2 separate regions of the Homo sapiens genome follow, and region 1 is linked to region 2. The links are chromatin loops, found by intact Hi-C in ENCODE. Cell type or tissue: breast epithelium. All regions are shown on one strand. Links, peaks and the distances in the headings refer to the core of each region. The heading gives the core; the rest is flanking DNA. Region 1 holds the start of TFAP2D (transcription factor AP-2 delta). Region 2 has its middle 50 kb from the start of TFAP2D.

Region 1 (15,978 bases), core at 4,364-12,363, 53 kb before region 2:
CACGGCTTTCTCCATCCCGGATTCCAAGGCTCTGGGCCTTCCTGAAACCCAGAGAAGCAGAGGAAATCGCTTCCTCCTGCCAAGCAGCCTGCTGCCGGCCTTGAGGCCGGCTAAAGGGAAAAGCGATCAGGTCCTTCTACTCTGTTATGGGCAGACTGAGCAATTGAAGCTAAGGTTCCATTTCAAGGAATTTTTTTTTTAAAGAAATTAAATCAGATCTGACAATGTTTGTACCGCGGCGTAAATGCCTTTGCCTTGGCGTGCCAGTCACCTCTAAGCGCTCTGACAAACTCAAACTCTCTTAAAACGTGCAGAGTTCAGATCATATTAATTCCTCCAAAATGTTTTGATTCAAAGTAGTTTGTATTTTGTGTAGCCACGGGCAATCAGGAAAGCGCTCCTGCCTGCCCATGGCCGGGTCCGCTCCCTCTTCGCGTGGCCCAGAGGCTACCGCAGTGTTTAAGCTTCTGAAATTAGCCTGGGGCTGCAAGGCAGAATGATCACAAAGCGAAACAAGGGCGCTTCCCCTCTTCACTTTTTTCATTTTTTCCTCTCCCATCCCCCGCCCCCCCCTTTTTAGTTGCCATCTCGATTTCACAAAACAGACCAGGGCCAAAATGTCACTTTCCACCCATGTAAGGAAAAGCTAGGTCTTCTCATCTAGCCCACTTCTGAGGTCCACAGCCCACTACCCACTTGTACCCCCACCCTGCGATTCCAATATGGATCCATTTATTATGAGCTTCATCATCACCATCGTCATCAACATTGTTCACTTATTATTAAATACTCAGAGCAGGAAATGAAAGGGACCGGTGTCTGGCAAAGGGGAGGCGGCCATAAGGGAGCCTCAGAAGATTCAGGGGGGAAAAAAAGAGTGAGATTTTCTTTCTTTTTTTAATGATTAAAAACACAGACGACTCCTGTAAATAGAAGCCTCATTTCTTCAAGAGATGCCTTTTGAAACCCGATATCTGAATATTCAACGAAGGCAAAGCTCCACTCTGTACGTACAACATTAATATGATCTCTGCAGAATTTGCTACTCAGTAATATTAACATATCAAAGCCTACGCCCGAGGCGAAAGAAGCTATCGATACGCGAGCACAGGGTAAAGTAAAGATTATTGGTTCTGATGGTTGGAGAGCCGGAGCTGCGGGCAAAATCGCGTACACCATTAACCGAGAGTCAGCACGCAGGGAGCTGCGCCTCCGAGGCAGTGGCAAATATTTTATCTAGGTGGTAATTACCTAGCTGCTGCCCCCTCTTTCACGCATTCTTTGGCTATCGGGCCTTCATTACAGGCTAAAATAATGTAATTGCCACTTAACAAAATGAGTCAGGGCGACGCTATTTTGTTCTTTACAAGTTGAAGTCACCAAATGTGAAGAACAACTGAGAATGCCCAAGCCCTCCACGCCACTGCAAACCAGGACAATGTCCCTGATTAACTCATGTAAAGTACATAGTCACCCATATTTCTTCAAGAACATCATTTGGGGTCTTTGGAAGTGGAATCTATTTTTTTCCCTCCCATAGTACATTCTAGAAACCATTAGAAATGTAAATTAATCCGGGAACTTAGCAGAAAAGAGAAAATGGTGAAAAATTGTGCTTTGCAATAAATCATGTTTCATGTGGTGGGTCAAGCATGAGCTGGAAAAGAAACAGACATTCTTAGCTTTTAGACAGTATCGGGTTATATGAAGTATAGCAGTATAGCAGCACTTGAGTTAATGTCTTCCTGATTTTTGGTGAACACAAGTAGTCTGAGCTGTTGATATTAGGGGTCCTGTGTACTACCATGACAATTGAGAAAATAGGCTTCTTTAGGGTTTTGTAAAAGGAAGTTCTGAGATGAGGGGCTGGGCAGGCTGCAGCAAAATATACGCCCTCTTTTGGGAATACACTTCCCTGCTATCCACTTGTAAATTGACATGAACATTGATTGTTTCAGAATAAACAGACACGTATAGACACACACCCTCCTCTCCAAGGCTCAACTAGGTTAACTGGCCTTTCTCTAAGACACGTGGAAATGGAATAAACTCAGCAGCTAAAATCTGAATTCCTATGAAGAGGGGTTTAGTCAAACAAGACAGACGTAAACCCCAAATTACATTCCCTTTCTCTCTGGAGCTTCACTAGTCTCATATGACATCAATATTTGGTTTCAAGTAGCAGATTCGACGATGATTTTTAGTTGAAACGAATAGGGACCGAATTCTACAGGAATAATAAAGCATCACCTAAGGAAGATAATTTCTGTGGCTCTGATAAGGTAGCTAACATTTTGGAGATACCTAAGAGCTTTGGCCTTTCTTGGGAATTGAGTGAGGGGGTGAGAGGGTGTCCCTTAAATCTCTCCCCAGAAATTCAATTGATTCCAAAGCCTCTTCCTCTCTAACTCCCTCCTCGGCCTCAAGTAATTCCACCCTCTGTCAGGTATCTTACGCTCAGATGCAGTTTCCAAGCATTTCAGAAGGTGATCTTGGTCAAGTGTGAAAGCGAATGCAAAATTGCAGTAGCAAGAGGCCGGCTGTGGGAGAAGCGGGCTCCCGTCCCTAATTAGTGGCGCTGTCCTTCAGCACCACCGAAGTCTCTAAGCGCCCTGAGTGTTCTTGCCTCACCTTATTTTTACCCGTCCCAACAGACCCCTGATCAGCACATCTCACCTGGTCCCCTGTTCACTGTGTAAATCTTTTTTGCCTCCTCCAACACAGTGCATTCAATATTCATCAGTCTTGGGCCTATTTTATTCCATTTCAATAGGTCTGAGTACCAGCGTGGCTGGCAAGCTTAATATTCCTCATTTAAAAAATCTTTGTGGAGTTATACCACGTATATGTGTGTGTGTGTGTGTGTGTGTGTGTGTGTGTGTGTGTGTGTGTGTGTGTGTTTTAATCTCCATAGGGTGAAACAAGAAGTGTTGAGCAGCTCTTTTAAATTTAATGTAAACTACCAGCATCCACTAAAACAATAACCAAGTTCCAAAAGGAAAGCACCCTTTGTTTTCTTTCCTCCTCAGTTTAAATGGAGTTTACATTGGACATTGGGATGTAAAATCTGCAGTTTAAACATGAAAGAAGCAACTGATTTCTACCAGCACATCTCTCTATCTGGAAAAGCAAATCTTTCAAGAAGCTTTCAAAGGGATGGAGAAGGGCTGAAGGACACTTATTTGGTCCCATCAGAAGAGACTCAGTTTTTAGTGTTCTGTTACTGCAGACAACTGTGGCCCTGAAGCAGGAATTAGTCTTGGTGAATAGACCACATCTTATTAATTCGTATGAAGTTAGGATAACAGCTGGTCCCTCTTGCCTTGTGTGCTGCTCGGGTTACTCAGCTTGCTAGAAAAATAAACTTCAGAGGCTTTGGGTACAGTTAAGTAGGGGAAGCTAGCAAAATCTGCACTGCCTTAAGGCTCTGAGAATGTCATAGTTCAAAACCTTTTGTCAAAATGGAACATCTGAGATGCAGCCCCCTTTAGTGCCCGAGCTGAAAGCAACAGCTCTCTCCTCTCCTCTTGCCTTCCCCCACCTTCCAATTCCATGGGTAACTCTGGATTCAGATGTTTCCCTCAACAGATGGGAACAAGAAAGCTTTATCCAGTACAGTTAACACCACCTCCTCCTCCCACCTTCCCTTAAAGAAAGAAATGTCCTGGACACTTAGAAAAATAAGGGCAGCTACAATATTGGTGTTTCATTAGCCTCCCCTGAAGCCTCAATGATCTAGCCTTTCACAGAATCCCTAAAAGCCTGAAGCTAACACCATCATCTCAAACACCCAGGCTGTGGCTAGCACATTTAGGGCTTAAAAAGACCAGAAATTCTGCTGGAGGATGTGGTATTAGTGCTGGGGGAAGAGGGTGTGAGAAACTTCTTTCTTTCTTTCTTTCTTTCTTTCTTTCTTTCTTTCTTTCTTTCTTTCTTTCTCTCTGTCTTTTTCTTTTGTCTTTCCTTCTGCCTCTAACTTTGATTCTGTCACTGTTCTGTGAGGAGCAACAAATATCTCCTATCACAAGTCTTATGGGCATAGCCTGGGTTCAAACCTTGATGAAAGAAAGGAGGCTTTTTAATGTGGATATGCCAGTGTTGGACTAGAATAATTGACTAAGCATAATTGTTTTCTTAATCATCAGAAAAGGAATCTGAGCACAACCAGATCTTCTAAACAAAGTAAGAGATAGGAGAAGAATGTCTAGGGTTAACATGTTGTTACTTGTTACTTACCTCTTCTTATCACTCCACCTTGGCCATTGAGAACAAGCCCACACTGGGCCTCCACAGAGCCCTTAATAAAAGAAACAGAAATAAAATTACTTAAATGGATACTCATATGCATGACCACGTAGGTAAAGTCTTTTAGACTAGCCCATCCCTGAACTCTGTTTCAGTAGACATTTGAAAGCAAGCATTGAGCTGAAGCAAGCTTGCCAGCAAACACAATTTTTTAAAAAATTGCAAGAAAAACCACAATCTAAAAGTTGTATAAATCTTAAGGTATGCATTTTACATCACCATACAATATTACACTTCAAAGTGCCTGGGAGTCTTTCATCTTGGCATAAGAGAATGAGAAGCCCTTTGAGTCCCCATCAAGGCACACAGCGTATATACAGACAGTGTACACTCAGCACTTTCTGAGTAGAGCAAATTACACCTAGAGTGTCAAGTCTGGGACTGTGGGTTTCTTGAGGACACAGAGGAGCTACTTCATATGCAGGATACAAGATGTCTTATGGAGGTTCTGTTTTACCCCAAATGTAGGAACATCCTGTAATCCTACCCAAAATGGGCCGTATGAAGGAAAAATCTTCAGGTTCACTCACTGTAGGCCTTCAAAGTCCTAATGGATTGAGGAATCCCTAGAGCTGGAAAGATGGAAAGAGTTTGCTGATTTTTGATTAGGAAAAATAAAAATTTCTCCCTGTCTGTCGTTTTCTTTTTTCCCAAATCAAAATGTGTTAAAGGCTCATTTTCCTTTACAAACAAACGAGGTATTGGACATGAAAGAGGCCTTGAAGGGTGTTAACCTACCCAACAGCCCGTGAAGAGTTAAGTAAATGCGGAGAGAGTCGGTGCATAATAAAAACCCACTTTACAAAACAACCTTTACAACCCTGGCTCCCTTTCGCCTCCCCATTTTCACCATATTGAGGCAGGCCTGTAAGACCCCCCTTTTCAACCTACTCACAAGCTCTTTCTTATTTTAAATGTTCTGCCTTAAAGTGATTATCAAATCAATATGAAAAAAAAAAAACTTGGAGACTGAGCATAAATTAAAGCGGTGATGGGAAAAGGTGTGACAGTTTCCTTTGTTGGCCATAGCAAATCTTTTTAGGGGACTCAAAGATGGAACTGAAGCCACAAGACTGTTTGCATCTGTTAGGCAGACTTAGACCGCCCTCCAAACCATTGGACTTTCACTTAAAATTCTGTGCAGGGAAAAGTATATTTACATTTGTTGCATTTGAAATGAGGCATATGCTGATGAATGTTTTAAAAAGGAAGAAATAAAAGGAGAGAGACGGGTTTCTCCCACACACTCCCTCCCCATTTCTTGTTTTAAAAGTAGCTATGACTCTTTCTTTTTCATTCTGCCAACTTGGAGCAAGAACAGTGGAAGAAAATAACTTGTCAGATTTACAAACTTGCTACATAGCATTCATAGATTAAATAGATAAAGATGGATATATATTATGATATATACATACATGGATATATCTATGTAAAGGTATAAACGTATATCACACACAGTACTATATTTCTTCTAGTATCTTGGACTGTGTCCCTTAGTATGAGTAATTTTGCTTCAGTATGAGTAATAAAAGAGAAAAAGGACATTCGTATATGGAAAAAGAGATAGGCTGAAGAAAAGCTTTCAAAATATCTGAAATGTAGATGATAAATGGTCTCAAAGCTCTCCAAAGCAGTGAATCACTTTCCCTCCCACTCTCTGGCGCACGGTTACAATGTTTATTTTCTTAGAAGAAACGAATCTTGGTTTCTTCACTTAACAAACTTTTTCCCCTCATAAGTAAAACATGTTGTTTGGTCGGATGACATTGCATAAATGACCAGTTGAATGGCACTAAGTCGAAAATTGGATAAACTACGGTGTCCTTTTGCACGGGATTCGCTCTTTGTCTAGTGCTTGCAAATGTTCTAATCCGCTCTTTTGAAAAATGCTCGGCTTTGTGCCTAGCACAGAAAAAAAATTTGTACAGATACAAAAAAATCAGCAGCAGACGCGGCTATTAAAAGGAGTAAATAGGTTTTAGTTGAGCTAAGCACTGAATGGCAGATTTTTTTCCCTCTTGAGACATAAGGGGATCCTTGTGAAAAATGTAAAAATGCCCTGAGCGTATAAAATTATTTTGTGAATATAAATGTAGAAAGTCAAGGTTTATGGAACCAAATCTTTTTTCTTGTGCACCGGTCTTACTGCTATGGCTCTTTGTTGGGACTGTAAGGGCTTTCACTTTAATTTAAAAATAATCTCTTGCTCAAAGGTAAATGAGGAGGAAAGATTTTTTGTGCGCAACAAGGGATCTCTTACGTCTCCAACTTATGTTCTTAGAATATTTCCCTATTTGTCCTGGAGAGTGTGAAGAAGGTGGCCAGCTTTGTGCAGACACAAAAAGTAGGAACTCACAGGTAGAACTGCACTTTTAGCTAAAAGGAGCTAAAACTATGGGTCTTTTGAATTATTTTCTGGGTATTTGTGGGCTCATTTGTTTGAAATATGCCTATGGCAACATAATTGCATAATTATAAATTCTATCTTTGGTAAAGAATGTGCAAACACGTGTTAAGAAATAAAGTAGAAGAGAGATCATCTGATTGAGTGATGGCCTCCACAGTGTCTGAATACCTGCCTTCTTTCCTTCCTTCTTCTTTTTCTCCCTTCCTTCCTTCCTTTTCTCCTTCCTTCCTTCCTTCTTTATTTTTTCCCTCTTTCATTACCGTTACTGCCTCATTTTTATCTTTTTAAGGAGGTGCATTTTACGTAAAATGTAATGGCTGGAAGAGCAAAAATAAACTTGTAAATTACCTAACTGGGCTGCGGTTTTGAGTGCACGTCAGGCGGAGAGAATTAAACTCAACCCTACACCCTGGCAAAGTGCACTGTGCGGATTATTTCCTTGGGGTAGAACTTTGAGACTTTCATTTGCGATTCTTTACTTTCCACAGATATCTAGTGTATTTGGTGAAACTTTTGTTCAAGCTTAGGGTCCCAACAATTTCCTTAGAACAAGCCTGTTTGTAGTAAGATCTCCACAAGCTCAGTCTGAGACAAACACCTGGGACGCCTCGGAAGACCCTGTAAAGTGCGGAGATTGAGGGTACGATTGGTCATCAATTTATTGGATCTTACTCTGAGTCCGGTTGGCCCAACCCCAGACTCCTCGATCTCCTCCACCTCATCCCCTCAGGGTCACAAATGTTGATTCACAAAAGACTTCTGTGAGGACAAACCAAAGATGGAGGGCCGCAGCCGCCCGGACTCCCGCACTTCCAGGTGAAATGCTTGGATCCAATGAGAGGAAGAGAACGGGCACACTCCTCCTCTAATTGTTTTGATAACTTTCCATAAGTGGTGTGTGTGTGTGTGTGTGTGTGTGTGTGTGAGAGAGAGAGAGAGAGAGAGAGAGAGAGGAGAAGAGAGAGAGAAAGAGAGACGCTTTACAGTCGGAGCATTAATGGGGCGGCAGGGGGAGGGCGAAGAGGGGAGGGAGCAGACAAATTCGCTGCATGCTTATTTACCTGCAAGTCGTCTGCTCCCGCGGCGGCCAGCCCCAGGCTGGGCCCTGGCAGGAGTCTTTGATCTGGGTGCATTCCATACTGAGAGCCATGGCTCATGAGGGACAGGTCATGGCGGCGGTAGGCATCGAGGCAGCCCAGCTCCCGCCTCTGCTCGTCCAGGCAGGACGACTTGAGCGCCCGCGCATTGTGCAGGTTAATAAAGTCGGTGGGCTCCCCGTGGTGGATCTGCTGGTAGTACTGTTGCGAGTGGTGGAGAGAGTTCAGAGAGTAGGCGTCGGGGGTGACGGCCGGGTGGCTGTGCTGAAACTCGTAATGGAAGGACTGGTGGTGGAGCGGGGTGTACTGGTGGTTAGTGGAGAAGTAGGGGGACGCAAACTCGGTGCCGGTGGTGGAGTAAGTTAAAGGAGAGGAGGAGGAATAGGCGACAGTGGAATTGGCTACTGACTCCAGACAGCCAAGCTGCATCAAACGGTAGCTGTTTGATCCGTCGTGACGTATCTGGAAGGAAGAGGGGGAAAAGGGAGAGCAGAAAAACTTGAGGTTTGTCATTTTGCAACCAAGGCGCCGCTCTCCCGGAGCCAGGAGCTTTCTCTGGCACTCCAAGGAAAGCGAGCGCGTAGGACTCGGGCCGAGCCGAAGCCGGGTCTCAGCGTCTTCACCAGAGAGCCTTTGCAAACAGGCGAACTGGGGGTGGGCGGCCTCGTCCTCACAGTCGAGAGAGCGGAAAAAAAATCCCCCACCCTATATAGGTGCGGGTGACACCACACACGCACACACACGCACAGACACACACACACAGACACACACACAGCCCCTGCCCAACTTGTGCAGGGAGCTTGGCGTTGGGATCCAGGTTTGCAACTGACTCCGGGGCCGCGGGTAGCAGAGGAACGAGTCCACCCGAAAAGAGCGCTGGCCCGGGGCGCCTTGCCACTCTAACTAGACCCCAGCATCGAAATTCTGCGCCTGTCTATGCCGAGATGTTCGGCCCGGGCTGCTCAAAATCATTGTCCATATATTTTAAAAAATCCAGTCTGTGCAAATCGTTCAACTTGCTCCCTTCCTTAGTCATTCGAGGGAGGGAATCCGACTCCCTCTTTTCTGCTTCCCTTTCCTTGAATAAGCCCATTCCAAAAGGGGTGCGTTTTCCCCATCCCCCTTGTGCATCTACTGCTTCCCCACCAGTCCCTTTTCTTTGCTTTTCTGAGAATCTTTCTTTCCGTCTCTATCTCTTTCTCTTCACTCCCCCCTTTTATTATTAAGATTATGTTTTCCCGCTCATTATGGCAAATGTTTCTTAACGTGGCAGAGAGTTGCCCTCCCTGGCGACAGATGTCATAACGAACTTTCTCCCCTTTCCTTCCTTAACTTCCCCCGAAAGACAGATTATAATTAAACGTAACGGTCCAATATAGATTAGAGACAGGGGAGGCTGCCACCGCCGCCGCCACCGCCGCCACCGCCGCCGCCGCCACACACACGCGCGCTCAAAAAAAAAAAAAAAAAAAAGTAATAATACCTCGGCATCGTGGACTAGTCCCGGAAAGGTAGTTGACATGTTGGGTTTCTCCGAAAGCTTACGATGCAATTTCCCCCTCCAAAAAAAGAATCGGGAAAAAAAAATCCAAACTTCTTGTATTTTCCAATTTTTAAAGGAAAAAAAAAATGTTCTATAGGTAGATATCTAAATTGTAATGGTTTTGCCCGGATCAGATAGCTCCTTGCCTCGTACCCACTTAAAAACCTGTAGGAACAAAATTTTCCCTCTGCACAAAAGCAGCTCCCTGGAACAGATTTTGTACTTGCTGAGTATTTCTTTGGCTGATGTCGTAGGTCCCTTGGTAATATAGAAGTTTTGAAAATTAAGCATCAGCACTGAGAACTGGGAGGACAATAGGCAGAAGAGATTTATCCCAGGAGACAAGGAATAAATATTGTATCTTCGCCTAATAAGGAACTGGAGGTTCTTTCAACATTTTTATCCATTTTTTCCAACCTTTATCATGCTTTTCTATACCGACTGAGGTGGGGACTTATCTCTGTGGAGAGTATTTGCACACATTTTATTGTGAAGCTAGAGCTCTAGCTCCAATATATGTATATTAGAGATAGAAATATATATTAATTAAAGCTTCCTTTTATATGGGGAAGTGTTCATTCCTATTGGTTCCACTCCCTGGATGCTGAAAGCTGCTTTTTCCAACAACCACCCGAATCAATTTTGCCCAGATTGGGGTGTCTGCCTTCGCCCAAGTGGAAACAATGCTGGTCTTTCCATATTTACATTGAATTTGGGTTCTTTCCCCTTTTTTGAAAGGCAAAATCAAGCGGTGGCTTACACTTTTCAGCAGCTTTAAAAATAAATAATGGTGATGGACAGTCCCAAGTTTCCATCATCAGGAAATGGTGTAACTGGCAATGCATTTAGGAAAAATGCAAGGGAATAAAGATGTAAGACAAGATTCTACATTTAGGTAAACTGTTGTCTTTCACTCCCCAAACCAAACCATATCCCCCCTCTTTTGTGTTTTTCTTCTTCCCTTTTGGAAACACTGCTGGTGGTGGTGGGGTGTAGACCGTTCAGCAGTAGCATTAGGTTTTTGAACACTATTACCCCCAAAATAACCCTTAAATGCTTGGAAGTTATATTTTATAAATAGAGGGCAGGAAGGAAGCAGTGCACACATATTTCCATCTCTTCAGTGGATTTCTTGACTTTCAAACAGTTTTTGAGCTTTCCTTCCTTCAAAATTCAGCTTCCTCCACCAAGTTGTTTAGTGCCTGGAGGGGGTGGTGGTAGCTATAAACCTGAAATACTGAGGCTTTGCTCCTCAGTGTCTACATTATAAGAAAGAACTGGCTGGCCCCACAGACTCATCTCATAGATAGAAGGGGTAATTCAGTCTTAATTGCCATTTCATTTGGTTTGCTTTTAAGTGTTTAAGCTGAGAAGGTGTCTTAATAATAAGCCTCAGGCAAACAGGCATGTGGCTTTTTTTTTTTTTAGGTTGGGGTTTGGGAGGGTTTATTAGGATCTGCTCATGCAGGCTAACTGGGGCTGTCACTCAGAGCTCTTTGCTTTATACAAATGGACAAAGGCACACGACAAGAATTGAAATGCATTGTCTGAAATGGAGATACACGATTCTTCAGCCCCACATGGGGTCAGCAGCCAACACTTGTTCCCTATTTCAAGGTGTGCCAGTGCTGCCCCCCTCCCACCCCTCCTTGAAATTCCATATTTTGGCCTAATGAAGTAAGGAGACTGAGAGACCAATGATGACAAAAAGGAAGAATATCCAACTTAATCTTTAAGTAAAAGGGGTAAAATGAGTGCTGTTGGCTCTAGGGGTTGAATCCCAAAAATGTTTGCAGTGGAGTCTTTGTTTACCAGGTCTGAGTGGGGCCTCCATAGCTTACCCACGGAGAAAATAACTAATCATCTCTGGGAGATGGAGACTGCCCCCACGACCTTAACTCAGGCACCCCTGCCCCTGGGAAAGTGCAGACCATTCCCTGGAAGAATATGTAGGACTTGCAGGTTATCTTGGGGAATGCCCAGGTGCGCTTTTCCTGGTGGATGATATTGGCTTCCCAGTTAGTCCCGGTCAAATGGAAGAGGATAGCCCTTCTCAGACATGTTGCAATCTCCTTTCCAACACCCCTACTGTCAGATACACCTTCATTGAAGGTGACGGTACCTTCTCTTCCCAGTTTAGGTCCAGGCAGCAGACACAAAACCCTCTCCCCGGGGAACAACAATGAGGAAGCTCAGGAAGATGTGGCCGCCTGCTCTGCCTGCTGGCCCAGAGTGTTTGTTCCACATGTTTGTCCCTGTCTGGAATAAGAGCCACACATAGCCCCCCTCACCCCTGCCACCGCACTCAGAAGATATAGCTTTATGATACTCTCGGTAATGAGCTCTGGCCTTGAACTGAGTACACCCCATGGAATGACCTCCAGTAGCCTGGACCCTGTGAACATCAGGACATCACCAACTAACTGGCAATCATCGCATTCCACCCCCTAACCCCACTTTCATGGTTCACTTTCCTGAGTGACTTTTAGGTATCCAAACAAAGAGTGTCCAGGGTTTAACTTACATGCTTGTTGAACTCTTGTGGACATGAGGGGAAACTAAAGATCCTGAAGAGTGAGAAAAGACCCTTTCATTTGTACTTAAGGAAAATGAAGCAGGAAGGATAAAATGGCTCTCTTTTAGTTTTGAGATTTCCCTTGCCAGGGCCCTTGACTACCTTAGAAAGCATCCCTCTTAACCCTATGTCTTGGCTTCCCACACCAGCATCTGAACTGCAGGGAAACTTCATTTGGCCAACTGCTCCCTCCCACTTCATTCCAACTTAAAAAAATAAAAAAGCTGTTTTCCCCTGAAAGAAACAAAGTTGAGGAAATCATCCATGCCATATGCACATATTGGTCAGCGCTCCCTTCCATCTGCTCTGGGGTTGCTCAGCGCGCCCCTTTTCTAAAGAAACTCATTGAGGCAGGTGTGTGGTGTGTTTGGTGCCTGTGTGTGTGTGTGTGTGTGTGATGTGATGTGTGTGTGTGTAGCGTTCATTTCTGTCAGACACCCCCCCATCCAATTAATAGTCTTGAGCAATTAATAAGTGTCGTCTGACTTGACCCAAAGACTGGGCTTTTTAGCAAAGTTGATTCCTCTTTCTCTGTTTTACTTCTTTTCCAGAGAGTGATTGGTCACTCATTTTCCAGCGGGTGGCATAATTGAATTAACTGGCCACAGCACTCTGGTGACTATTGCCTGGGGCCCCCTCCAACAGGGAACCCGTGGTGTGCATTCCAGCCTCAGTCAGAGGCCAGGCCGGCGTCAGTCACTCAAAATAGCCGGCAAGAGCATGGTGGACACGCTGCTGGCCTTGCACCCCAAAAGCTGAAAAGGTTGTTCCTCAGCACTTAGTTCTCCTGTTCTTCCTTCTGGTTCCATGCTCCACATGCCAGGAAGGAATGTCTTATGGCAGTCACTTTAGGAATCTGCAAAGAAATCTTTATATATATATATATCATTATTGTCTTGGTTAGAATCCAGAGCTGGAAGAGTTTTGGGGTAGTTGCAAATTCCTTCCTGGGCTTCTAGGCCAGCGTTATACAAATCACTCCAATCTCAACATCCAATCTCAAACATCTTTACAGTTTTCACCCAATCTCAAACATCTTCACTGAAAGAGTTTGCCACTCCACTGTGTGTTTGAGGTTGGTGAACAATTACAAACGAACTCATGCCTATCCCTAGCTTTAATAAACATGTATTTCTTCAGGTTTCTTTCTTTTTTTCTCTTTCTTTTGGTACTTAGGGTTTCCTTTGCTATTGCAAATTGATTTTGTTTTTTTATTGCTTGAATACACTTCTCCCACAAAATTGCCTATATAATACTGAGCAAAGTGGAATAATTATTGGAATTATTTTGGGCATTTTGAAACAAAAATATTTTCTTGGATGTATTTAGACACATGAATCAACCAGAATATCTTCTTTGCTCTCTCCCTTTTGCCCTCCCTCCCCTTTTTTTTCTTTCTCTCTTTCTTCTTCCTTCATTTCTTCTCTTTTTCTTTCCCTGTTTTTTTTCTTTTATTCCCTCCCTCCTTGCTTCCCTCCTTTCCTTCCTTTTTAACAAAAGATAGATAGAGATGGGATTGAATCTCTTATACTTATGCCTTTTAGGCAAACATGTGTGTACATTGTCTAAGAATGAAATTTAGCATGTTCTGCTCCAGTGGGAGGTGCAGCTGTATAACCAGACATGAATTTACACAATAGGAAACAATTTCCATGGTCACAAAGACCCTGTCTTTGAAAGAACAGTGGGGCACTAAGGATCCCATATAGGTGAATGATGTTCATTCCACAAAGCAAAACAAGATATGTAGGTATGAAAATCAGCACCTCTCCTTACTGCTTCCAGCTTCTGCCCTTTCACTCCTTTTTTGGATGAACATGAAGAGCAGAGGTGCCTTCAGAGAATCCATAGTAACCAAAGGACTCCTGCGACTTATCTAGTGGTGTTTTATTCCATCTGCCCTCGGGCCCCCTTCCACCATTTTGAGAATCCCCAACCGTCTCAGTGCCTCCACTTGGTAGGCTTCCGAGAGGCACTCAGCCTGGGGTCTTCTAGAGACAACCACAGAGGGAACCTTCAGGGCCCTTTTACAGCAGGGTCTAAGTTTCACAGTCACTTCGGATTCTAATGGTTCAGAAACGTCTTCTAGTCCAAGGACCTCCTGTGGTGTGATTCTTCCAAGCTCCTAACCTCTCCTAGTCACTCAGTCACTGCTCTTGGGGAATGCCCAAGAGCTCTGGTGAGTGGGTGGGGGCAATACTTCAGGTGGTGGAAAAGAAGAGTATGCTGGGTTCACCATGCCGTAAACCAACCCCTAGTTTATTCATTTATTCTTCACTAGTCGAGATGAAGACAGAAAAGTGCTCCAAACACCAGGGCAATTCTGGGCAGAGACAGCAATCGAAAACTTGATCCAGTTGTATGGATCGGAATATTCGGAGAGAAAAGGCATGGTAACGGGCATTCATGTGCAGACGCGCGAGGTTTCCCCTCCCAGTGATTGCTTCCTTTCCTTCTGGCCTGTGCTGATGCCGACTCTGGGTCTCTTTCGAAAGGTCCCTCCCTTTTCCAGTTATCAAATCTGATAATTCTTAATAAATGATCAAGTAATCAAATTTGACAACTCTTCTACTTCTCGGTATTCTACACCCATCCTACTTTCTATGACAGAAGTGCCACGTTGCGTAAAACGTTACCTAATTGCAAACAAGAAAAGGAGGCTTTTTTTTTTTTTTTTTTTGAGACACGGTCTCTGTTGCCCAGGCTGGAGTATGGTGGCGCGATCTCGGTTCACTGCAACCTCCGCCTCCCGGGTTCAAGCGATTCTCCTGCTTCAGCCTCCCAAGTAGCTGGGACTACAGGCGCGTTCCACCACGTCCGGCTAAATTTTTAGTAGACACCGTGTTAGCCAGGATGGTCTCGAACTCCTGGCCTCGTGATCGGCCCGCCTCGGCCTCCCAAAGTGCTGGGATGTAATTACAGGCGTAAGCCACCGCGCCGGGCCAGGCAGGCCATTTTTTAAAATAACTTTAGGATGTTTAGGGGAAATTAACATTTCTGACAGACTCTGCAGTCATTTTAGTTTAAGGGTTGTCATTGATTTTTTTAAACTCCTTTTTCTTTCTCTTCTTCTTCTTCTTCCTCTTCCTCTTCTTCTTCTTCTTCTTCTTCTTCTTCTTCTTCTTCTTCTTCTTCTTCTTCTTCTTCTTCTTCTTCGTCTTCTTTTCTTCTTCTTCTTCTTCTTCTTCTTCTTCTTCTTCTTCTTCTCCTTCTTCTTCTTTTTCTTCTTCTTTTTTTTTTTTTTTCAAAACCTCCTCCTTCACGACCCTACCCCGCCCCCTGGGCTGTTTGTCAAAAGCCTAACACGGATCTGTATTCCGCCTTAGCCTTGCAGCCGACAGGCAACACGGATTCCATAGTCGTACAGAGAAAATGCATTTGCAAGCAATTAAAAAGCCTCGCGAACGTATTAGTGGAAAATTAAGTGGGAGAACTCCCTCTTCTGAAGTCTTCTGTTTGATAACAATGGAACTTGGAGCCGAGGCCCTCATCTGAGACGGCAGGCTCCCTGCCCTTCTGCAACAGCTGCCAAGCTGTGCTCAGGCAGGGCGCAAACTCACCCGCCCTCTGCGCGAAGCTCTGGCGCATGCAGAGCCTGCCTCGCCAGCCCTACCGCGTCAGGGGACGTTCACTCCCAGGCAGCAGAACCGGAGACCGGGAGGGCACGATGCCCTGGAGGCCTCCTGGCTGGTTGCACGCCTTCAGGCAGGAAGCCAGTTCTTCTGGCTAAGGCCTTTCTCCCATGGGAAAATTGCCTCTTTCGGCCAAGAAATGTTTGAGTTCCGAAAGAGGCTGCACTTTGTCCTCTTTTTCTTCTTTCAGTTGTTTAACCTTGTAGCAATGTAAGGGGCTTTGCAAGTCCGTCTGCCAGCCTTCTGATTGCATATGGAGACTTAGTTTACCAACGCTTTAAAAAGTATTGATTCATTTGATCCTGAGAACACTCCCCTTTTCTGCCATTCAGGACATATATAATTATTATCCTCTTTGTATAAACGAAAAAATAACAGCAAAGTAGCAGCAACTAACATTTATTGAGCTCTTATCATAC
Region 2 (15,978 bases), core at 5,182-13,181:
TTTTACATCATTTAAAAATGGAAAGTTGTCAATGTCTATGTTTTTTCCCAAATAATATTAAATTATGTGTAATCAAGACTTTTGGTGATATAGCATTTCTTTAAAAAAACATTCCAATATTGTCGCCAGGATTTTCTTTGATAATAGTGCTCTTTTGTGTTGGGCAAGCAGGGGCAACAATGGTCATCCTAAATTAATGACCTCAGCTTCCACCTTATGAAACCAGAAAAAAGAAGAAAATAAAATCCAAAGACAGCAGAAGACAGAAACTTATAAAGACCAGAGTGGAAATTAATAAAGATATAATGGAATAACATTATAGGGAAAATCATTGAAATTAAGAGCTGTTTTTTTGAGCTTAATAAAATTTAAAAGCACCTAGTCAGATTGATCAGAAAACTATAGAAAAGGCACAAGTTAACATTATTGGAAATCTAAAAGGTAATGTTATTAATGCTGTACGGATATTCAAGGAAAAATAAGGAAATATTATCAACTCTATGCCAATAAACTTGACGTCTTTGATGAAATTGACAAATTCCTTGGAATATACACACTACCAAAGTTTACTCAGGAAGAAAATAAATATGAGTCATCTAGATTGGAAAGGAAGAAGAAGAAGAATTGTCTTTATTAATAGATGACATGATTGTCTATGTAGAGAATCCAGTGAAATCTGCAAAAGAGATACTAGAACTGAGTTTAGAGATGTTATAGGGTAAATGATCAATATACGAAAATGTTTTTTTCTATATGCTAGTAATGAACTATTGGAATTTAAAATAAAAAATATGACTTACTATATCAAAAAATTTGAATAAGTAGAATATATTTTACAAAGATGTGAAAGACTTGTACACTGGAAACTACAAAACTTTGCTGAGAGAAATAAAGAATACAAAGGAATATAAGGAAACTTCAGGGAGTGATAAACATGTTTCTTGTTTCTGATGGTATCCAGATATACATATGTGAGTTGTACACTGTATATAGGTGCAGTTTATCTATTATTTGTCACTTATACCTCAATAAAGCTGTAAAAAAATTAAAAAAATTACAGTTTTTAAATTTTCTATGTTGTGAGGAATAGTAAAATAATTAGGTTTGCTTACCTATACTTCTGTTTCTCTTCTAGCTACAACACAGAATTACATTTTTATACCTCTTTGAAGTGAGGTATGGTCATATCCTTTACTTTGATTAATGAAATATGAGCAAAAGTATCTTATGTCCCTTTTTAATAGAAGCATTTACAAGTTTGTTGGTGATTTCCTGCTGCTATGTTACAAGTCGTTGTCCACATGTTGAGCCTCCATTAGCCTGGGATGATGTGGAGCAGAGCTGATGACATGTGATTGATATTGGCCTATTGCGATATTTAGTTTTGTTGTTTTAAGCCAGGTGCCAGCAAATTTTCTTCTGTTAAGTTCTGGATAGTAAGCATTTTAGGCTTTGCAATCTCTGTTGCCACTACTTAACTCTGCCATTTTTGTACAAAAGCAGACATAGAAAAAATACAAAAATGAATGGATGTGGCTGTGTTCCAGTGAATTTTTATTTACAAAAACCAGCAGTTGTCCAGATTTGATCTGTGGGCTGTACTCTGCTGTCCCCTGTTGTAAGCCATTGAAATTTGGGGTTATTAACACAGTTTTAACTAGCTTATCCTGACTAACAGAGAAATTGAGACACAGACTCAAGCCAGGCTTGATATGGAGTACTAAATGGGAGATCAGTTTCCCTTTCTTCTTCCAAGCCAGAGTAAAGTAGCAACTGTGTGCATCCATGTGCATTGCCAAGGTCAGTGGAATGGTGATTTCTCAATAGCCAAAGAAGAGGAGGTTACATGGCAGCACTATAAGTGCCATTTATGAGTACATTTATGACAACACCTTGAGACACTTCCAAAATGATGAGAGCAACCATATTCTAGACATCAAATATATAGGAGTTTGATCTATTAAAATTTGAATATTTATTGGAATTATGACCCTATTTTTTAGCTTTCAGCTGGACTTGTCAGGAAAATTGGGTTATAAATATCTTATTTAAGTCATTGTTAAAAATGAGTATTACTTACGTGTTTAAAAATGGAGGCTAATGTGATATTAGATACCTTTAATATAAATGACTTGAATATAATACTCTAATAAGAATAAAAATTCTTTAACAATCTAATATTACTGGCTCCTCACATTGTCAGTAAAAGTAATATAAGATATGGCTTGTAAATTTTCCTTAACAATAGGTTGTACCACATCCAGTAATTACTGAAAGTTTCTAGGATGATTACTTGCCATATGAAAACCTGACTTTTTTTTTGATACACAGTCTTGCTCTGTCACCCAGGCTGAAGTGCAATGGCGTGATCTCGGCTCACTGCAACCTCCGCCTCCCTGGTTCAAGTGATTCTCCTGCCTCAGCCTCCCAAGTAGCTGGGACTACAGGTGCGCACCTCCACACCTGGCTAATATTTTGGTGTTTTTAGTAGAGACGGGGTTTTGCTACATTGACCAGGCTGGTCTCGAACTCTTGAGCTCAGGCAGTCCACCTGCCTCGACCTCCCAAAAGTGCTAGGGCTACAGGCATGAGCCACCGTGCCCAGCCAAAAACCTGACATTCTATCTGCGCATCACAGACATACACAGGCAACACCTCACAATCAACAAGTGCTTTGATAAATGTTCTCTATTTGATAATTATTGGTCAGAGTTATGGATCCCATTTGATAATTTATACACTTCTGTGACAGTGGGAGGGAAATATGAGTCTTGCACAGGCTCCTACAGATTTTCTGTCACCTTCACTCATATTTCATTGGCTAAAGCAGATCACATGGCCATGTCTAATGTCAGAGGGAGTGTGGAAGTAAAATCCTATTTTGTGCACCAAAGGAGAACTCAAACATTTGGGGTTAGCCCTAAAGAATATTACAGTTAGGACACTTGTCTAACTCACTTGGCTACTTCTAGTTCCAATCTTATATACATGCATTTTATATATCCCCTCTCTACTCTTTCTATTGTACTATGGATCAATATTGAGTCTGTTACATAAGCTATGAAGTTCTCTTTGAGTTTACAGGAGGAAAAAGTGAAAAAACTAAACATGGCATAAGAGATCTGCCTTAATTATCCCTGTTCTCTCTAACATCACCAGTCCTGACCTCTGCCTGATTTTCCTTCGTCTATCAATAAGCACACATTTGCTCTCTATTCAAAGAAAACTGTTTTGATCCTCTTGTCCATACTAGCTAAAGTTATTTGCTTTCATTTTGGTTTTAGTAACATTTTGCTCTTCTGTTTTCTTCATATTTCTGACTGTTTCTTCCACATCATACTTTCCAAACATTCTACTACTCTTCTGAGCTCCCAAACGTGGGTATACATTAAGGCCAAATTATTAGTCAATGGCTCACTTTCTCAGAATAAAAAGATTAATGAAATTAGGTTTAAATCCCAAGTCTAGCCCATACTATGTGTGAAAACCTAGATGTTGGTACACCTCTCTAAGCCTACTTTTGCATTGGTAAAAATATTACCCCATAACATTTTTAAGGAGGATTAAATGTGAATGAACTTGGTAAATAACAGATACATTCCATATGCTTTTTTTCCGCCTTCTCCCTTTTCCCCTCTCAAACTCCTTACTTCACACTTAATTTTCTTTTGCCAAAACCAGTATTAAGTGTCTTAAAACTGACTTTGTTGTTTTAAATCACTTCAGCCTTAATCGGTTTTAAGTACCATAGTTCCACTAGACTATTTTGTGCAAGATGAAAAAAAAATATGTATTTATTGCATAACAAAGTGATATTATGAGATCTCTTTGAGGAAGATTAAAGTTCAAAGTTCAAATCCATTCAGTAGGTCAGTTAAAATTATCTCAACGTGGTCTCAATTTACATCTTCTACCAAAATCTTATTAATTCTGTTACATAAACTTATACTTTGAGAGATTAATTTGTTGTGAATTAAAATTTTATGTGCACATGACTTTTCTCTCTCGATTCATTCCTGGAATGTCTTCCATGACCTGTTTATTTATTTTAGATTTCCTTTTTTTCTTTTTCTTTTTTTGAGACAGGATCTTGCTCTGTTGCCCAGGCTGGAGTGCAATGGTGCGATCACGGCTCACTGCAACCTCTGCCTCCCATGCTCAAGTGATCCTCCCGCCTCAGCCTCCCGAGTAGCTGGTACTACAGGTATGCACCACCATGCCCAGATAATTTTTGTATTTTTTGTGGAGACCAGTTTCTCCATGTTTCCCAGGCTTGTTTTGAACTCCTGAGCGCAAGTGATCTGCCTGTCTTGGCCTCCCAAAGTGCTGGGATTATAGATGTGAGTCACTGTGCCTGGCTATTTGAGTTTTTCTTATTTCAAATTTTATTTTCTGTTGTGAAGTCACCCAGGGCTACTCAGGCCACAGAGATCTTATCTCCTCTACTACTGTAGTGTTCTGTGTCTGTGCCATTGATTTGGTGGTAGAAGTATCTCAAAGTGCACTATCATTCATAGGTTTTTATATAATAAGAGAGTATTAGATAGGATAAGCTGTTGAATTAATCAACTTAAAAATCTCAGTAGATTTACAAAATAAAAGTATAAGCCTTGCTCATAGAATAGTTGGAGTGTTTTGGGGATGGACATCCACAAAGTGTTTCAGAGACACAGGTGCCTTCCAGGTCAGTGTTCCACTATTCCCTATAGCTATGCTGTCTAACATAGTAGTCACTGGCCTGCATATGGCTATCGAGCATTTGAAATGTAGCTAGCACTAAATTAGATCTACTGGAAGTGTGAAATATATGCCCATTTTAAAGACAGTATAAAAAATGAAAATTTAGATTTAATAATTTTCTTATTGATTACATGTGGAAATGACAATATTTTATATTTCCTGAATTAAGTAGATTAAATTAAATTCATTATTTAAATTAATTTCACCTTTTGTTTTTGGCTATTAGAACATTTAGAAATGCACATGTAATATTTTTATTAGGCAGGACTGTACCAGAGCCTTATAATCCTCTTGGATTTTCTGCAGCTAGTAGAAGACAGAAGAAACAAGAGAGTCAGATGCTTATAAGCTTTGTATGAGCGAGGCCTAAATATGTCATCCTAATATATGTGACACATGATATATGTGACACATATATCACGTGCGTCCACACATCCTTAGCCAGAACTCAGACATACATTCATCTCCCAGCCTTCCAGCAGGAAAATAAATGTGTGTCCAGGAGAAATAGGAAATTGATTTTGGTGATTGCATAAGCAGCCCTTTCTGCAAAATATATACTATGCATATGTACATGTATTTGTGTTTGTGTGTGTGTGTGTGTGTGTGTGTGCAGGCATGCATATATATCTATATCTATATCTATCTCTCTATGTATCTATGTATCTATCTCTGTATCTATGTATCTGTTTATCTATCATCTATCTTTATCTGTGTGAGTAAATAAGTGTCTTGCCACCCCATTATAAACCAGCTTTTTGAAACTTTTTGGAATCTTTTCCTTCCAAACCTTTCACAGTCACTTAAGTGCACAGAGTCTCACTAAATAATTTTTGATAGATTTGAATATTAGTGAAAATATGGAGGCAGAAATGTATATATCTGAATCGGGAGATACTGAAGATATTGACCTTACTGGAATGTGTGAATGTGCGTGCATAGGTACAGAGGTAGTGGGGTGGGTAGATTGGAAATCAAGGAATTATTGGAAATTTGACAGAAGAAAAACTTTATGAAAGGCAATGAATACCAGACCGAGATATATTCTTTTTTTCTTTTTTTTGAGATGGAGTTTAGTTCTTATTTCCCAGGCTGGGGTGCAGTGGTGCGATCTTGGCTCGCTGCAACCTCTACCTCCCAGGTTCAAGTGATTCTCTTGCCTCAGCCTCCCAGGTAGCTGGGATTACAGGTGCCCACCACTGCGCCTGGATAATTTTTTTTTATTTTTAGTAGAGACGGGGTTTCATCATGTTGGCCAGGCTGGTCTCCAACTCCTGACCTCAGGTGATTCACCTGCCTCAGCCTCCCAGACTGCTGGGATTACAGGCATGAGCCACTGTGCCTGGCCAACAGAGGGATATATTCTTGATGCTATAAAATATAAAATAACTTAATGACTGAAGTGCAATGGGAGATGGTAATTTCATTATTTAGAAAAAACTAATGCTGTGTGCATTGATGTATTAGGGTGAGGAAAAGCCTTGGATCAGTGAGGACTGAGAGAAGGCTATTGATGATGTAGGGAGATCAAGTCAGGTTTATTTAAGATGTGTATTAGGAGAACAGAAAGTGAAAGATGGTGCATTACTAGCCTGCTATTTCCTCTCTTAAACTTCGTTGCTCCACTTTTTCTAAACAAAGACATCAATTCTGTTTTTTTGAGATGGCATACTGCAGACTTCTGTTTGTTTATTCTTCACATGCAAATTACCTCTTGTTTTCCAGCCGGTCTGCTCTTTTTAAAGTCGACACAGGATAGGTGGAAGGCTTATGGCATTGTAGCCCCAAATAACAAGAAAATGCTAAAGTTTCTTCATTTTTAGAAAAATCCCATGTGGTATACCATGAAATCAAGCTGTGACCGTTAGTGTCAGTCTCTTTTGTCATACCAATTGTTTTTCTCCCTGGGGGAGGGTAATGGAAGTTCATACACCTGAGGAAAAAAACACCTTGATCCTGCAATGTCCTTGTGGTTGGTGGAAGTGTCAGTGATGGTCATAGGTACTTCATGTTAACCAATCTGCATTGTCTTGAAAAGAGATGTTATCTCTTTTCTTTTAGTGAAATGTAGAATGGAGTCCATGAAAAATCTGCCATTAACTTAGCAGTTGCAACCGTGTGTGTTAGTTGGTGCACATGCGCATATCTGAATTGGGAGACACTGACGATACTGTCCTTACTAGAATGTGTGAATGTGTGTGCATAGGTCCAGAGATAGTGGAATGGGTAAATTAATAAAGGATATTCTATACTGCATAGTGATTATGGATGAGGGCTTAGTAAATTGAAGAAGTTATGAATATAAACTGAATATTTATTTTTACCATATTGTGATCAGATAATCCTACATTAAAGCATCTAAATATGATTTGTGCTTTACATCTGTTATCAGAATATTTGCTTTAGTACTCTGTTTTAAAATAACACATTCTACTGATATAAGCATTGCAGTGCCTATCATGTTATCTGATCTTTATATTAATCCTTTGGGGTAAGAAAATTATAATTATTTCCATTTATCAGCTAAGAAAACCAGGATTCAAATGGGAAAATGAGTTCCTCTGGTTCATACTATGCGGTGACCAGTAGTGGAGTTCAGGCTGTTGGTATGAGGCAGAAAAGAGAAAACAGGTGTAGTTAAATCTTAATTGGAATGTGATCCAATCAATTGGAATGTAGATGACTTACTTTAGAGTCATCCAGAATGCTTGTTAAAAATTCAGATTTCTGAGCCCAAGTAAGATCTACTGAGTCACAATTCCCAAAAGTAGTGTCTGAAAACCTACATCTGCCATAACTATTCTAGGTGCAGTAACTATTCTATCACTAGAAAGTAGAACTCAATTAGGTTTGGAGTTTAAAAGTCCTAGATTTGAATCATAGCTGTGTGACACCATGCCACTTTTCTTGTATTTAAAATATGGACAATAACATACAACTATGCACAGCTTTTCTTAATGTACAAAACAAAACAGAATGAAGAAATGATTTCTGAAAAAAATGGTGAATGTAGCTTCATGCCAAATGTGGGTTTGCTCTATTCTTGAGAAACACATGAAAATTAAGACTGTTTACCCACAGGAGAATAAAGAAAGAAAAGGAAAATTTGTAAAAATAAATACAGACATCTATTAAAAGAAAATAAACTTGGCTACAGGTCATGCAAGCTTATTTGGCTAACTCAAGAACTCATCTGAAAAACATGGGCCCCAAGCTTAGAAGGAAACATAAAACTTGTGAACTCATAGGTGGGAACTGAAGAGTGAGAACACATGGACACAGGAAGGGGAACATCACACACCGGGAACTGTTGTGGGGTGGGGGGAGGGGGGAGGGCTAGCATTAGGACATATACCTAATGCTAAATGATGAGTTAATGGGTGCAGCACAACAACATGACACATGTATACATATGTAACAAACCTGCACATTGTGCACATGTACCCTAAAACTTAAAGTATAATAATAATAAAATTAAAAAAAAGCTTGTGAACTTCAGAGTTTAGGTTGTCTCTAGTATGATATAACTCTGATTGCCTGCTTGGTTAAGTTTTTTTAAAAAATTCAATTTCCCTGACAATCCTGGAAGCAGAACATGAATAATTTTCAAAAGAAAAGAATCTTTGTTGTTTGCATAGCACAGCTTCCCATTCAGTTGGAAAAAAATTACTAAAATTTCCCTTGAAAAGCAGTGATTGAAATGTTCTAAAAAATTCAAAGAACTTTTTTGAAAATATCAGCTTCAAAACAAAATTTCTCAAGGTTTTTATAAAACCAAAACACCAAAACCCTGATGGGTGCTCTCTTATCTCTGGCCCATATGTTGTTAGCTAATCTGATGCTCTGAATATTTTGGAAAAAATAATTTTATGTATCATGGAGACAGATTTCCCAGTGCCTCAGCTTCATGCTGGGATTGGGTCAAACACTAATGGAAACTTACTTATTTCTGTCAGGCAGAAGAGATAATAAGAATAATCAGCCTTTTTTGAACCCATATTTTGGGCCAGACACTGTACTAAGCACTTGGAAAATAGACGAATAAAACAAGATTCCTTCTCTGTAAACATTGACAGTTTCATATTTATAAACTGTAGAAAATAATTTCAGATGCTGAGAAACCTACATCAGCATCTATCATTTCTTCAGTATCCTTTAGATGTGCAACGGATGTAACTTTCAACTTGATTTGGGACTTTAGGGATGAAAAATTTTCCTGTTATATCCATTATACAAAGAGTTGTTTAGTGAGTGACTTAGATTTGGTCATCTGGTGAATCAAGAATTTAGGATCCTTCTTGGTTTTGACCCTGACAACCTGAGAAAAAGGATCAGCTGTTTTGAAAGTTCACTAAGACTTCAGAAAGAAAAAGTATTGAGAAAATCTTTAAATAATTTTGGGATCCATTTTTGGTGAACCAGTTGGCTAAATCAATGTTTAAGAGGTAGACCAATGAGAGGAATTGGTTTCATTGATTGATTGATTATGTGATGCTTGAAGGTTGAGAGAATTGATTTAGAAAATAAAGTACATATAAGTGAGAGAAGTATTACATTGCATATACTGGATGAGAAATGAACTCATATGAAGAAAATTCTAACTAAAGGTGCTAGGTTGATTACCATCCCACTGGTTCTGCCTGTTAATTTTTTAAACAATAAAAATTTAATTCTTCAAATCACATTTCAATTTTGTCATCATGGTTACATTATAGGATACTTGATAAATGAAGAGAATAAACATTTTTGCAGCTGATAACAAACATAACTCAAACATAGGTCACATAGTCTAGCCTCTGATTCAAGGAACTAGAGCTGAGAAGTGACTCATGTATAAGAAGTCACATCCTAGTTTTCCTGTTGTTGGTGGAAATGTGCCCTGACTGTCTCACAAGGATGTTGGAGAGACTCAAAGGAAGGAAATGCCTTTGAAAACTGTAAAAGTAGCATGCAAATGTTATCTATTATTGTAGTATATCGCCTTAAATATTGGTTGTATAATCTCTGTGCAGTTGCATGTTAACTTATAGTTGTACTTTACAAGGGGAGTTCTGCCAAGAATGAAATCAAATAAACATAAAAACAAGCAAAACAAGGAAACAAAAACATTAAGACATCCTACAAAGCCACATTTCTACTAGGTCCCATGAAAAATCTTTGCTATTTGTTTTTCAGATCTGAATTGAGCTTGGCTTCAAGAGACCAAGAAGATTCCATTAAGCATTATTTTCTCAAGGTATTTTAGGAAAAAAAAAAGAGTCCATAATTTTACAAAACAACTGCATTTTTCCCTTTAAAATTCACAGTGGATTTTATAGGAGAACCCCCCCCCGGTGGCTTTTTTTTGAAAGGTGGTAACATCTATTCCTACCTATTTTTGTTTGTTAGTTTGTTTGTTTTGTTTTAGAGCTTGGATATAGTCTCTTCCAGGAGGGTTTGAAAAGCTAGTTAGCTAAAGTGGAATACCTTAGGCTTAGGAACTGCTTAAGAAGCAGTTCTCAAGTTACACCTATTGCCATTCCATCTATGGTATGAATTTATGGTATGGATTTACAGTGTACAGAGCACATTCCCAGAAACACCGGTCTAAGGAAATAGTAATCTCTACTATTCCAGACATGTGAAGGTTTGAAGGTTGCATGCTGAATGTCTGTAGAAATACTCGGTGAAGACTTACTTTTGGTTTAGGAATATTATCTGTTTACCAGAAGCAACTTCTATGCACAAACCCTCCAATTATCCTGTTATTTTCATTACTTGTTAAATTTATGCTGACCACATTAAGTGGCAGATCAATGGGCAGAATGTTGATTCCTTTTTGTTATTAAAGTCTTTATACACTCATTTTGTTTACTTTTCCTAACTATTAGTTTTTGCCTACCAATTTTTTTAAGCTTCGTTATCTTGTGTTTCATTCATTTGACTGATATTTGAGCATTTGCTTTATTCTTGAAACTATGCTAGGCACTGGAGTTAAAAGATGAACAAGACATGGTCCCTGCCCTGAAAGCCTGTAGATACAGCACTGAACAAGAACACTATTTTCTTTGCTTTTAAGCAGCTTCTTGTCTGCTTTTAGGGTTCTGGATTATCTGTCTTGCTTCTATTTCACTGCAAGCTCAAGCATTGATATTTCATCCATATCTCAACTATGATTTACATAATTGATTTCTAACTGTCAACCTTTTCATGCTACACACCTGATTACCTATACCCAGCTTGGCATTAACAATTAATTTCTTAGCATTTCTTTCCATGACCCAACATATGACCAGGTAGGCTATTTGGGGTCCCTGTATTGCCTCAAGGCTTTTGATCTGTCCTGGCTGCACAACCACCACATGTGGAGCAATGAAATGCTTATAGGTTATACAACTTCATCAAACAAGTATTCGAAATTTATTTTCCTGGTCCTGTGAAACAGGTTGGTTGTTCATCTAAGATGATCTAGGAATGCCAGTGGAAGGTTTTTAGTGATTTTAAAGCAGTTTTTGTGCATATAAATGAATTAGATGTTTCTTTAGCTTTTAAATTTGTACTAAATTTATTAAAGTATTAAACCCCAAATCTTGTTTTTCTTAAGCTTTTAATTTTCAGATGTTTTGAATTTTAGCAGTCAGTTCCAAGGGGGATATGATTGATCAACTTAGAACAGAATAATAATAATAATTAATAATTATTTGGTAATCAGTCCATATTTAAAGTTCATTAGTTTAATTTTCTAAAACATTTAAAACTGTATTTATAAATTAAATATATTCAACTTTCTTTTATAAATACTTCAGATATTTGACCCAGCAAGTACATCCTTCCCAAGTACTGAACTCTGATATATCTCACAATTAAAATTAAAAAATACACTTAACCATGTTTAGTTCTTGGAATCATTTCAAGAATTTTTAGAAACATAAATAAATGATCTTATACATTTCAACTTGAAATCAGAAAGGTGAAAAAATTATTTAATTATGTATTTTGCATACCTAATTAAGCATCCACATTTACTATTAAATCACAAGGCTGAATCTTAAAGATATTGATCTAATTTTACAAACAGTTTAAATACTAAATCTGCAAATTAAGCTATGCACAAAATTATTAACATGGATTTGATTTATTTAATAAATCTACTTAATTAAAAAAGACACTTTGCCATTGGTTGAACAACTTTCCAAGAAAGTTGTGGCTACCAATCCCAGGAAACAGGACCAGAGAATTTTGGCCAGGACATAAAATTTAGGATTGCAGATGTACAGGGTAGTTTTTATTACCGTTCTGACAGATATGTTGGGTTCTTGTTTGTAGTCTCTACAACAATAGGACCTTTATGTTCTACAAAGAAATTGGTAATATAGCCCATAATCCTGGGTACAAGTCACACCAGCAGTCAATTTTTTCGTCCAAATTGAGTGAACAGAAAAGTCTATAACTTCCTCCGCTGACGGTTTGAACTTGAACCTCCATAAAACAAATCTGGTTCCAAAGATACCCTAGCATTATTTCACTGGATAGTTCATACCCTTGTGTAAGCCTTCTTTAATTTTTAAAAGGATTAATTGTGGTAAAATACACATGACATCAACCTTCCCATCTCAACTCTTTTTAACCATGGTTCAATGTCATTAAGTACATATTAAGTTTACATTGTTGTGCTACCATCACCACCATTCATCCAAAGAATACTTTTCACCTTGCAAAATCGAAATTCTGTACGGATTAAACAGTAAGTCCTCATTCCCTTCTCACAACAGCTCTGGTAACCACCACTCTACTCTACTTTCTGTCTCCAAGAGTTTGATCACTCTAGGTACTTTAGATAAACAATATCACAGAATTTTTTTTTTTTTTTTTTTTTTGTGGTGAGCTCGTTTCATGTAGCACAATGTCTTTAAGGTTCAACCATGTTTTAGCATGAGTCAGAATTTCCTTCGTTTTTAAGGCTAATATTGCTTTGTACACACATACCACATTTTATTTATTTATCTGTTAATAGACACTTGGGTTGCTTCCTCCTTTTGGCTATTGTGAATGAACATAGATGTAAAAATATTTCTTCAAGTCCCTGCTTTTAATTATTTTGGGTATGTATCCAGAAGTTGAATTGCTGAATCACAGAATCATCAAATTCTATTTTTAATTTTTTGACAAACTGCCATACTGTTTTAACCTTCTTCAACTTTATGTCCTGAGAAGGTAACAAGAGCTCTGTTCATCCAGTGCCTCGCCACCAATGCTTCTGTTGCCTTAAAATACAAATAAACAAACAAACAAACAATTCTTGTACTAGATGACTGAATTCATTTAATAATGTTTTCTGAGTCCAGGACCATATTGACTGGATCTTGCTCATCTCTCATGGCTTTGCCTTCATTTAGAAGCAGGGAAAAGTCCAAGGACTTTGCTGGCATAAGTGTCATCACGGTATCAGGAGAAAATTGTTAGAAATGCAGAATCTCAGGCCCCATACCTGATTCTGATTCAGTAGAATCAGAATCTGGATGTCAACAATATCCCCAGCTGATCCTTATGCACATTAAAGAACATGAGAAGCAGACTTAGATGATTTCTGACATTCCTTTTTATTTTGGAAAAATCTGTAAGCTTTATCATGAGCTCAGATATTATTATCTAATATTTATTAATTATTTTTATTCCTTCGGCTGGGTGAGTGCCAGATTTCAATGGATAAAGACTATAAGACAAATGTTTGGTCACATATTATACCAACAGGGAGCACTGGAACACTCTAAAATGCAGGATGTCTGGAAAGTCAATTATTTAAATGACACTGGTCTAAAGGTCAAGGACCTAGAAAAACACAGAAATGCAGGCAAGAAGTCCAGTAAAGCAATGACCAATTTACAGTAAACTTCTCAATGGCATGAATCATGTCTTGTTTAACTTTGCATCTTTGGAGCTAATACAATATGTGGCACATATTAAATGTTGAATAAATATTTGCCCAATTGAGTATTTGCAGACCTAACCAAAACCATCTGGGACCTTGGCATAGGGATCTGTAGTCACAGCACTTGAATGAAACAGCTATGGACTCCATCATAACTGGTGCTGTTAACCCTTGTGAAGACTGAGACCTTTTTGAGGGTAGAGCCTAGGCAGCTGTATTTGGCGGTAGTTTGACCTAAAGCAGCTCTGCCATTAGAGTCTGGGGAATTTTAAGTTCTAACAGTGTGAAGCTGGACTCTAAGTAGAATAGGGTAGTCTTTGGTCTTTAGGAAATCACTTTTTAAAACAGACCAAATGGTTGCAGAGAAAGGTGACCTAGCTTTGAGAAAACCCAATACATAAATATCAGAACTGCCAAAAGAGATAAATGTTACTGTCATGAAACTGCTTTAAATTTCCATCCCTAAACCTCATTTTAAAATAGCTTTATTTTAAAATGTTCTCTTCTTTAGGAAGAGCATAAACTCCTTCAGGAAACTGTTTTGGGAACTCAGTACTAGGACAGGTTAGAAAATCCATTTATTGCTAGAGTGTTTCTGAAGGAAGATATATTGGACATATAGTTCAAGGTCACTTAGCTACTAATTCCAATGAAAGAAAAACATAGTGAGTGCTTGTCATGTTTTCTTTTAATGATGAATAAAATAGTAATGTTTTTCTTAAATATTCTGGTGTTAGATGTTAAAAGTAACCTTAAACAGTCAGAAGAGAGGCTCATGGGCGAAGATGGAGCTAGGATTGGTTAGAAAAAAAGTTTAATTGATTCATTTAGTAAGTCAGACAAAAGAAAATCTGCCTTTTGACTAACCTGGAAAGAGGTCAAAAATTTGCCCCAAGACAAAGTGTTAATACCTCAAGAAATATTGATACCAGCTGGCCTAAATTTTGAAGACTTGGCTTCTCAATAACTTTTAAACTACAATGTAGGGAATTTGACTTCAAATTAGAGTTCAGGATGAAATGATAAAGGAAAAGTTAAGGACCAATAAAAATGTAATAGTAATGTTGCAGGAATTTCCTTTTACAATTTTTTCTAAAATGCGGTATTAAAATGCATCCATTCAACTAATAGTCATTGAATGTCCAAAAACTGTGCTAAGGACTATGGGACATCAAGATGGGAGAATAAGGTTTAAAAGCTACAATTGGACACAGTGAATAAGAGCTACATTTGCGCTAAAAAACAAACAAAAAACAAAAACAAAAACGTAGCACTTACCCGGGTTTGGGTCGGAGGAAGGATATTACCTCTTACTTGGACAATCATGGGAGAAATGACATCCAATTTTAATTTTTACTGAAGGAATTTTTATGAACAAAGTGCTAAAGCATTTTAGATAAATGGAATAAATGAGTGAAACCTTAAAATATGCATTGATTTAGGCTTACTATGTGCTAGGTGCTCTAGGCCAGCACTAGATTAAAAAGAAAAAAAAATACACAAACGTATAATGAGAAAAAAACGTGAGAAATAGTGATCACACTAGATTTATAGATTTGCTTTTCTGTATAAACTGGAGACTGAGAATAGAGATCTTAGAATGCCAGGCTAAATCTGATTATTAAAATAGCTAAATATAAACAGCATAGAAAGTTATATTTCAGTGAATTAAATGAGAAATCATTTCTAGTTTTAATTTTATTCTCAAAGCACATGTTAGAGGAACCACCACCTGGTGGCAGGGTACATACATTGCATCTTCTGTCACTGAGAAATGACAATAACCATTCTAAAGTCTCAAGTGACAAACCTTCATTTGTAAAGTGACAAACGTGATCACAAAGTAAGAGGTGATTATTCGTTGTATAAAAGTCTTCTCCACCAGACTTATTTCTAAATGGAAACCCTTATTTCTAAATGGAAACCCTTGAGTTCCCTTGTAGGGAAAATAGATATTTTCCTTACAAATCATGATATCATTTAAATAGAAAAGTGGTGAGAATTCTCCCTGTTTGTTTGTCCAAATTACTTTGACTGCTAGCAATTATAATTCCACCAACTGCCTAATGACAGTATCAGCATTTGATGTTCCACTCACCTTCTTCCCTCCAAGTATTGCCTGGATGTCGATGCCCAAGGCAACCATGGAAGTCACATGTTGAAGAGAGCAGAGACACATAAGACAGTGTCCCTGAACGACTACATGAAGCAGAAGCTTCACCTTTCATCTCCAGCCCCACTCTCACTTGACATACCACCTAAAATTTTTACTTGAATGAAAAATAAACTTTCTCACCTGTTTATAGGTTTGCCTATTACAGCAGCTAGCT

Evidence for each region. Peaks named below come from ENCODE experiments on the same cell type or tissue, not always from the same donor. Only the 100,000 strongest peaks of a DNase experiment are listed, where the experiment ranks them.
Region 1: it touches region 2 in a loop (21-fold over the local background); 4 of 110 quality-filtered maps call a loop at or near these places.

The regions. Positions count from the first base shown.
Region 1 is chr6:50,707,409-50,723,386 of GRCh38, reverse strand. It overlaps TFAP2D (transcription factor AP-2 delta), which reads right to left and starts at 9,861. Exons shown (of 8, transcript NM_172238.4): 1 at 9,293-9,861; 2 at 7,774-8,271; 3 at 4,237-4,297. The coding sequence starts at 9,331. RefSeq lists a silencer at 2,417-2,711 and enhancers at 4,863-5,856, 7,597-8,127, 15,018-15,517, 15,518-15,978. In breast epithelium, for the core only: no CTCF peak of the experiment used is centred there; no DNase peak of the experiment used is centred there; H3K27me3 peaks cover 7,011 bases.
Region 2 is chr6:50,655,443-50,671,420 of GRCh38, reverse strand. No RefSeq gene overlaps it. Among named protein-coding and RNA genes, the nearest start is that of TFAP2D, 50 kb to the left of the region's middle. In breast epithelium, for the core only: no CTCF peak of the experiment used is centred there; no DNase peak of the experiment used is centred there.